Regions from separate parts of the Homo sapiens genome. Here region 1 is linked to region 2. Evidence: read pairs that join two places in POLR2A ChIA-PET (ENCODE). Cell type or tissue: HepG2. All regions are shown on one strand.

Region 1 (5,000 bases), 100 kb before region 2:
ATTACTTGACTTCATTTCTTCCAAATCTTGTAATGAAATTGATGCTCCAGGAAGACACACCATTATTCTGCTGTTTTGCATCCTTCCTGCCCAGAAATGGGGCTGTGGGTACTCCAGTTTGAAAAGCATGTAGTAGTACAGCACTTGGAGTTAATCAGAAAAAGTAAAGAAAAAAATGACTTAAGAGAATTATCATGATCCCCATCAAAAGCAGCTAATTATTCAAAGTAGCAACTGAAGGATTTTTATAAAGGGATATTAAAAGTGGTTCTGAACAGATACGTCTGTATTTGTCAGGCTTCTCCAGAGAAACAGACCCAGTAGGAGATATGTATATATATGAAAGAACAGATTTACTATGGAAATTGGCTCACACAGTTATAGAGCCTGAGAAGTCCCACGGTATGCAAGCTGGAGAACCAGGAAAGCCAGTAGTGTAATTCAGTCCAAGTTCAAATGCCTAAGAACGAGGGGAGCTGATGGTGTAGCTCTAACTGGAGGCTGAAGGCCTGAGGGGAGTTTGAGGGACAACCAGGGGCTCCAATGTCTGAATACCATAGAAGATGGACATCCCAGCTTCAGAAGAGAAAGAATTCACCCTTCCTCCACCTTCTTGTTCCATATGGACCCTCATTGGATTGGATGATGCCTTCCCACATGGAGAGAGAGAGATCTTCTTTGCTCTGGCTGATTCAAATGCTGTCTCTTCTGGAAACCCTTTACAGACACACCTAGAAATAATGTTTCACCAGCTCTTTGGACATCCCTTATCCCAGTCAAGTTGACACATACAATTAAACATCATAAGCTCTGAGCCTTACTGCAGGGCAGAAATGCAGAAATTGTGTGCATTACCTTTCTACACAAACTTTCTTAATACTTTCAGAAAAACTAAGGAGAACTTTAGGCCCCATTGGCCTGTGTCAATTGTGGCTGAGAAGTCTGCAACAGGATAATGAAGTCTTGCGAACCAGGCTGTGTTGGAGTCAGAGAATTGGTATGGGTGTGGTCACCGAAATCAGCTAAGGAGGCCCCTAATCTGTGCTGTCGGCTCTCCTGACTACCTAAGTGCAGGAGTTGGGTCTGTAAACCACAGTGACTGAGACAGATCTCAATTGATTTCGAGGCTTATTTTGCCAAGGTTGAGGAGGCACCAGAGAAAAAGAAACATAAATCACAGTAGAATCTGTATCCTATGCTTTTTCCAGATAGAGTTTTGGGAACCTCAGTGTTTAAAGGGGAAAGAGCAATCAGGAGGGGAAGAAAAAGGAAAAATAAAAGGAGGGAGGGTAGGCAATGAGACAAGTGGTTACAATTCTTGTGAGGCTCTGTGAATCTACATTTTACACCTGAAAAGAAAGCGGAGGAGTCAATTAAGCATTAGTCTGGCACTCAGCAAATCTACATTTTACATAAGAGAAAGTCAGCCTGCGAAATTACAGCTGTCTTGGAACAAAAGGAAGGGAGTTTTTGCATGACTCAGTTTCCAAGCTTAACTTTTCCCTTTGGCATAGTGAGTTTGGAGTCCCGAGATTTTATTTTCCTTTCACAGGCCTTTCCACTGTGGTGTTTTCTTCTGTTTTTTGTTTGTTTGTTTGTTTGTTTTTTGCTTTTTGGGTTTTTTTGGGGGGTGGGGTGGGGTGTGGGACAGAGTCTCATTATGTCCCCTGGGCTAGAGTGCAATGGTACGATGTCAGCTCACTGCAACCTCTGCCTCCCAGGTTCAAGCGATTCTCCTGCCTCAGCCTCCTGAGTAGCTGAGATTATAGGCACATGCCACTACACCTGGCTGATTTTTGTATTTTTAGTAGAGATGAGGTTTCACCATGTTGGCCAATCTGGTCTTGAACTCCTGACCTCGTGATCCACCCACCTCAGCCTCCCAAAGTGCTGGGATTACAGGTGTGAGCCACCACGCCCGACCTTTTCTTCTGTTTATGCAGTGGCATGGAGCAGTCCCTCTAAGAGGGCTGACCCAGGTATGAGTCATTCAGTCAGCCTGAGGGTCCAAGGGCTGCTCCATGGTGAGGCAGACATCCAGAAGGGTCCAGAGGGAGAATCTATGGCAAGAGACAGCAGTCTAGAGGGATGGAAGTGGTGGCAGAAAAGCTGGCTTTTAAAAGGCAAGTTTTTATTCTAGGCTGACTTTCTCTTATGTAAAATGTAGATTTGCTGAGTGCCAGTGAATTTATAATTTTAGAAACCCATCAGGGAGTTTCTAGATGAGTTTCTAAGAAGTCTAAGAAATGTCCAGGAAGGCCCTTAGCCACCTCGTGGAAATTGGGAGAGAAGAAATGTGTGCAGAGAAAAGAGGGATTTTTGATGCAGAGAAAAAGAACAGGTGTGTCCCGGCTGCTGGCTCTGAGTAACCCGTCTAATCTCACTGTACAGAACGTACCTGCACTTTATACTAACAATGAGTGCCATTCAGCGTGCCATTTATGATGTTCACAGTGGCCTTCCTTGGTGTGGTCCCTGAAGCCCTGCAAAGCAGGGACTGTGCGGTCTGAACCAAACAGGGGCCCCTGGGAATAGGGTAGCGTGTTCTGATACCTGAGCTGGTAGTAGAGTCAGAGCAAGAACAAAAGCCCCAGCGAGCAATCTGGGTTCAACCCCTGTCACCTTAGCTCACGTGCCTGCATTGTGAAGTTCACGGTAATAGCTTGACTGCATTCTCGCCATGGTTCTGGGTCAATAAATCAGTCAGTAAGCACTGGGTGAGTAAGTAGTGCAGAGCAAAGTCTGAGCTTGGTGCCACAAGTGGATAAAAAAGAAATAGATGACTCAACCTCTGCTTATAGGGAGGCTCTGATCTAGCTGAGATAGCACAGAAATATTTGGAGAATGACTCTAGTGCAGAACTGAAGGTGCAGAATGACTCTGAAACGTTGCTGCACAGCAGGGTCCAAGAAAGGAGAGGGCAGTGCCAGCTGGGTATGCCAGGAAGGCTTTTGGGAGAAAAATACTGGCCAGGGTCTGGGAGAATCAGCAAACATGCCTGAGGGTAGAAAACCAGTGTCCCAGGACAGGGACCCTGTGCAGCCCTGGGGTGGGCTGGGTGGGACCGAGCCGGCAGTGCCTGCAGGGATGATGGGCACCAGAGCACAGCTCTCAGCCTATGTGTCCCGGAGCTCTGGGCGCTCCCAGGTGTCCTCACTGCACCGTGGTAGCTCCTGTCTCATGGAGCCACCTGTCCTAGCACAACAGCTCCAATCACTGCTATTAGAACAGATCCAAGGGGCAGGCTGGGAGGGTGTTAGGTTCAAAAAGGAGCACTATGTAGAAGCAAGAAAAGAGATGAAAGTTTTGCTCCTATCTGCATCTGGCCAGAGAGCAGACTTTGATTTGCAACACCGTGTGGTCTCTGCAGGATTACGAAAGGGAAGAGGGGGTGGGCGGAAGGCTCTCCTCCCCAGTGCATCATTTTCAGTTTTGTCTTTTACTTTCAAAGAAAGCTGTCTTTCTGACACTGCATTCTGCCCTTTCTGACCCATGTCCCATATTTAAAGGCTTCACATAGACTATATAATCCAAGTTATCCCTCTGTGGAGAAAGTGGCTATGAGAATTAGAGAGACAAAGGGTGTGCTTGTGGGAATGGGATGTAACGTCAGAGCAGGTTCAACCTTACAGCTGTGCAGTCCAGTTAGTCAAATATTAATGAGTCAATTTAATTAAAGATTAGGTCCTCTGTTGCACTAGCCATCCTGCAAAGTCACATGTGGCGAGTGTTTTCATACTGGATAGCACCACAGAAAGTTCTGTTGGGCATCATTGCCACTTGGACCAAGGGATCAACTGCTTTCTGGGTGGGAGAACTGAGGCACAGGGAACCACGGCTTGGACTCCAAACTTAGTGCTCTGATCAGTGTGTTGTCCAAAGCTTCCAGCAGACAAGGATTCAGACCACACAATTCAGGAGCAATAAGATGGCTGGAGTGAACAACAAGTTTCCCTTGACTTTAGAAGAAAAAGATCTCTAAATCCTGGAGATGATTACATGCTTTTCCTGAGGGCTGAGGAAAGAGGAGAAGCAGTTGGTTTGTTTTCAATTAGCCACCCTCCTCCTTTTTCTAAGAAGAGGAAAGTCACTGCCAGGTCACAGGGCTCGGAGCCAGGGTCAGCAGAGGGGCTGGTCGGAGCACCTGAGCCAAGTGGGCTGAGACTCTGATCCTCGTGAGTGTCACCTGCCACCAAATGCTCTCTCCTGGGCTCTGCCATTTGGTTTTTTATGTCTGCACTGTGCTGACCCTTCCATCTCCCAAGCACCCAATGTTCACCGCCCCTCCTTGGCATGTGTGCCCCCTCCACCCAACACACGCCCTCTAGCGCAGGGCGGGATGGGGGCCGCCTGCAGCTGGGCCCTGAACTTCAAAGTTGGGAGAACCTGAGTCACTCATCCCAGCAAGGTGGGCTTCCAAGAAACCCCACTCCCACACTACCCCTGTCTTCCCATAGGTTGTCCCTGGGTCCTGTTAGAATCTCAGAGAGACATGGGACTACGAGTTATCCAAATTCAGGAATAGTCAGAACAAGTGAGTGAAACACACCTTTGCCTGCCTGTGAAGGGCCAGCTTCTGCACGGGCACCAGAGACACAAAGATAAATGCTCCCAATGACCTGATTTACTAAGGAAGGAGAGAGACAGGAACTCACTGCTTAAGGGCTACGTTTATTCATTCCTCTATCCAGCAAATTCTTCAGGACTCCAGCTGTGTGCCCAGCATTATGCAAGAGCTGGGACTTTAATTTTCAGTAAGACCTGCTTTTTCCTTTAAGGAGTTTGAATCTAAGAAGGAAGCAGGCAGCACTGGAGCAATTACCCCACAGTGCCACGATCCTTGTGAGCATAGGAGCTACAGGAAACTCGAGGAGAGCATCCAACCCAGTTTGGGAAGTTCAGGTGTGCAGGAGACACAATGGAGGCTCGAAGGGGGTCGACTCTGCCTGGGGAGGGTGCAAGGAAAGCTTCTGAGAAAGGCAGTGTGGGGGCAGCTGGAG
Region 2 (5,000 bases):
TTTTTTATGAAGCACACACATACAAAAGTAAAGGCAAAAGAAGTCGACACCAGACAACTGTCGGGTTTTTGGGGATTTTTTTGTTTTTGTTTTCCTTAAGCGTAACAAAAAATCAGCATGTTCCTCATTTTGACGCTAAGCTGATGAAAGCTCCTCCTTTATGTCAGTATGGTTCCCCTCTGGGATCTGTGCAATCCTCTGCCAAATGGAAGGACCCTTACTGAAGGTGTAACAGACACATCCACAAGTCTGTCCTGTAATGTCACGTGTAAATCGTGATGGCTGCAACAAAATCAAATCAACAGGACAAAACAAAACAAAGCAAAACGGGTTAAGTAGAGAATAAACTCAGAACACCATAACCTTTGAAGCTAAGAAAAGAAGCAGACTCATGTGGCAGACATTATATTTTTTACTGTGGTAATATATTCCTAACATAATGTTTATCATTTTAACCATTCGTGAGTGTGCACTTCAGTGGCATTACACACATTCATATTGTTGTGCAGCCATCAGCACCATCTATATTCCAAAACCTTTTCATTCTACCCAACAAAAATGTTGTACCCATTAAATAATAGCTCCCAACTCTTTCCTCCTAGCTTGTGATAACCCCTCTTCTTCCTGTCTCTATGAAATTACCTACTCTAGGTACCTCATGTAAGTGGAATCATACAGTATTTGTCTTTCTGTGACTGGCATATTTCACTTAGCATTATTCCTTAATGTTAATCAATGTTTTAGCATATATCAAAGTTTAATTCCTCTTTGTGACTGAATAGTATTCCATTGGACAGACATACCACATTTTATTTATCCATTCATCCATCAGTGGCTTTACGGCTTTTGTGAATACTGTTGCTGGTGTACAAGTATCTGTCCCAGTCTCTAATTTTAATTTATTTGCACATATTCCTAGGAGTGGAATTTTGGGGTCATATGGTAATTCTGTTTAATCTTTTAAGAAATTGATAAATTGTTTTCCACAGTGGTTGGACCATTTTACATACCCACCAGCAATAAAAAAAGATTCTAATTTCTCTACATCTTTGCCAATATTTGTCATTTCCCCCTACCACCCCCTACCTTTATTTTCTAAGAGATAGGGTCTTGCTATGTTGACTAAGCTGGTCTTGAACTCCTGGCCTCAAGTGATCCTCCTGCCTCCCATCTCCTCCCCTCTCAGTTTACTGGAGGGCTTCTGAGAAAGAGTTTTGCACAATTAAAAAATACACAAGAAAGAGGCAGTCCTTTTTCTTCTGGATTTTTTTGTTTTAGATGAGATATCTGGAATTGCACAGCCAACTTACCACCGTGAGGGCAACTGTCCTGAAGACCAATCCAACCTGTGGAAGTCAGCAGAGCAGAAAGAGTAGATCTCTGGTCCCCAAAGACGTTGTTGAGTTATCAGGTGAGCCAAACTTGGAGCTGCACCACCTTGGAACATCTTGTCATATGTGATTATACATCTCTAACTGACAAGGACGTTGGAGTCAGGGATTTCTGTTCCTCGAAGCCAAAGCCATTTTAATTAGGATTTTTAAAATTTCTTCTTTGAAATGCACACAATTATACATATAAAATTAATATATATTGACCAAATATTTATGGCATCAAACATCAGTTTGATTTTTTTTCTTTTTTTTTTTTTAAATTATACTTCAAGTTCTGGGATACATGTGCAGAACGTGCAGGTTTGTTACATAGGTATACACGTGCCATGGTGGTTTGCTGCACCCATCAACCCGCCATCTACATTAGGTATTTCTCCTAATGCTATCCCTCCCCTAGCCCCTCACCCCCTGACAGGCCCCGATGTGTGATATTCCCTTCCCTGTGTCCATGTGTTCTCATTGTTCAACTCCTACTTATGAGTGAGAACATGCGGTGTTTGGTTTTCTGTTCCTGTGTTAGTTTGCTGAGAATGATGGTTTCCAGCTTCATCCATGTCCCTGCAAAGGACATGAACTCATCCTTTTTTATGGCTACATAGTATTCGTGATTTTTTTTAAGAGACAAGATCTCGCTCTGTTGCCCAGGCTGGAGTGTGGTAGCAAACATAGTTCACTGCAATCTCGAACTCCTGGGCCCAAGCAATCCTCCTGTCTCAGCTTCTGGCGTCTCTGAAACTACAGGCACACACCATCATGCCCAGCTAATTTTCTTTATTTTTAGTAGAGATGAGGTCTCACTCTGTTACCAGGCTTGTCTTGAACTGCTAGGCTCAGGTGATCCTCCTACCTTGGCCTCCCAAAGCATTGGGATTACAGGCGTAGGCCACTGGACTCAGCCTTAATTTGATCTTTGTCAGCACTGTAATAGCTCACAATCTGCTTATTGGAAGATAAGCGATGCAATATAAAACCTTATGAGATTAAGTATCAAAGGAAATATCACAGCCAGTCAGTGGTTCAGAGGAAGGAGTGAGGTTTGAGGCTGGAGTGGGATCCAGGCCAAAGTGGAGGTCATAGCTGAGCTGGACCTTGGAGGTGGGCAGGATCACAAGAAGACAAATGGAGGGGGCATTTTCTCCACTCTTTAGTCACATTTCTTTTTATAAGGAAAAAAAGTGCCCATATACCAAAGATTGTGCTCAGGAATTTCTGATAGTGATTGAAGCAATCCCTCTCTCTAATCTCACTCTCCCTGCATTCCTTCAAGTACAAGCTGTTTTCAAAATATTCTAGCACATTTCTTTGCAAACTGTTTTCATCATTTGGAACTTGCTATCTCACCTAAATGGAATGTGAGTTTACTCAGTTCAGAGTTTTTCAGATGTGATAGGAGGAGTCACATGAGCTGAAGCAAACCACCCAGCGGCCCCTGGAAAGATCTTCAAGCTCCCAGTCGTGGGTGGGACCCTTCCGACCCTACAGTGTACTGATTAAAATACAAGAAAAACAGATGAACAAAACCCAAAGCAGCTGCCCTTGCTTGCTCAGTGTGTTTGGATCCTGGAGGGGCTAGAGAGAAAGGAAAAGAGGTGTCCCTTAGTGAGGAGTGACCAAATGTCCCCTCCCCTTGTTACACACTGCAGGACAGCATTCTGCTTCCACAGGACAACTCAGAGAGGCCACATCCTGCTGTCTGTAAACACTGCTGCTGTGTGTAAATAAATCTCATTCCTGGAAGGGTCTTGGGCTGGAGTGAGCAGCTTGATCCATACCAGAGACAGTGAGCCTCCAAGACAAGGCACAGGGGAGAGGACAGACGGCCAGGCCTGGGTCTGCGGCAGGCCACTGCGAACCCCCAGGAAGTCACTTAACAGTCCTGGTTATTCACCATGGAAATGGGAACCCGAATGCTGGGCTCAGGTGGTTGCTGTGAGCAGTACATTAAAACATTTTCCGTATGGCTGTCATTGGCAACGGGGTAGTAGTGAGTGGTGGAAAGATGCGTTATTGGTCTTTGCCCCACCTTCAGAAAGGCATCAAATTTAGGGATTTAGTTGTATCTTTAAATAAGATCATCCACACGGTCATTGTGTTTTATGTGTGCGTGGTGAACAGGGAGACAGCGATGCTAAAACTATGAATTTGTTAAATGTGAAAAATTAAAATATACCATAATTGTTATTACCTTGTCTTGGAGGACTGTGTGTGTGTCTTATATACAGATTTTCTTCTGCCTCTGCCACCCCTGAGACAGCAAGACCAACCCATCCTCCTCCTCCTCAGCCTGCTCAATGTGAAGAAAATGAGGATGCAGACCTTGATGATGATCCACTTCCACTTCATGAATAGGAAATACATTTTCTTTTCCTTATGATTTTCTTAATAACATTTTCTTTTCTTTAGCTTACTTTGTTATAAGAATACAGTTTTATTACATATAATGTACAAAATATGTGTTAACCAACTGTTTATGTTATCAGTAAGGCTTCCAGTCAACAAGAGGTTATTAGTAATTAAAGTTTTAAAGAGTCAAAAGTTATAAGCAGATTTGTGACTGGATGGAGGGTCAGTGCCCCAATCCCTGCATTGTTCAGGAATCCACTGTATTGTATAAGTATGTGTGTGTATGTGTATATATATACCTATATATATACACGTGTATATATATATATTCATATATATATATATACACGTGTATATATATTTTATACACACACACCCACACTCACACATATATCTCCATTCCTGGAAATACTCCAGGCTTGAGTGTATGTATTTCCAGGAGCCTTAAAAAATGGCAACTGCTCAGGAGTGTCTTGACTTCTGAGAGGCTTGCAAAAGATCTAGCAGACAGAGCCCTTCTCAAGTCTGCAGGACAAGGGAAAAAGCATTAGAGAAGGGCAGGCTGGTTTTCAGAGATGTTTCAAGACCCATGGAGACAGGAGCCCCAGGGCGAAGTGTGTGCATTTTGGAAGAATTTGGTAAAGAGAACCACCCATCTGTGCTGGCCCCTATTTTCTCTGCAAGAGAATCTGCTTCATAGGTGCTATGAAATTGCAATTGTGATTGAGCTATTAAATTGCTGCCCATGCCAAACCTGGCTCCATTGAGAGCTGAAGATGTTTCTGAGCTAAATGAACTGCCATCCACATAAATACAGTCACAAGCACGCCCAGGAGCTGGAGCCATCTACCAAGCCCAACGTTCACCTCTTCTTTATTTCTATTTAAAAAACAAACAAGCAAACAAAAAAACTTTTGTTGACATATAACAAACACATCACAAAATGCACTATCTGTAAGGGTACAACTCAGAGCATTTTACAGAGTGAACGCTCCCGTGCCATTCCACCCAGATGAGTACAAAGAGCGTTACCAGCATGCCAGAGCCCTCCTCACACCCTACCAGGTGAGTGTGCCTCCCTCCCAAAGCACCCCCAGCTTCACTTCTAAGACCTTGGATTGCTTGTGCCTGTTTTTAACCTTTATGTAAATGAAATCACACAGTATGTGCATGCTCTTTAGTTTCTGGCCTATCTTGCCCAACCTGATGTCTGTGTGATTCGTTTCTGATCTTCCATGAAGCACCATTTTCATTATTGTATAG

What was found. ChIA-PET counts read pairs that join two places held together with the same protein. Peaks named below come from ENCODE experiments on the same cell type or tissue, not always from the same donor. Only the 100,000 strongest peaks of a DNase experiment are listed, where the experiment ranks them.
Region 1: POLR2A ChIA-PET joins it to region 2 with 12 read pairs; 2 of 35 experiments call an interaction of 5 or more read pairs at or near these places.

Annotation. Positions count from the first base shown.
Region 1 is chr1:228,858,595-228,863,594 of GRCh38, forward strand. No RefSeq gene overlaps it. Among named protein-coding and RNA genes, the nearest start is that of RHOU, 130 kb to the left of the region's middle. In HepG2, no CTCF peak of the experiment used is centred here; DNase peaks (open chromatin) are centred at 1,997 and 2,697.
Region 2 is chr1:228,961,585-228,966,584 of GRCh38, forward strand. It overlaps LOC105373143 (a long non-coding RNA gene), which reads left to right. Exons shown (of 3, transcript XR_949234.2): 2 at 1,279-1,411; 3 at 3,617-3,713. Among named protein-coding and RNA genes, the nearest start is that of LINC02815, 190 kb to the right of the region's middle. In HepG2, no CTCF peak of the experiment used is centred here; DNase peaks (open chromatin) are centred at 2,767 and 3,027; H3K4me3 peaks cover 759 bases.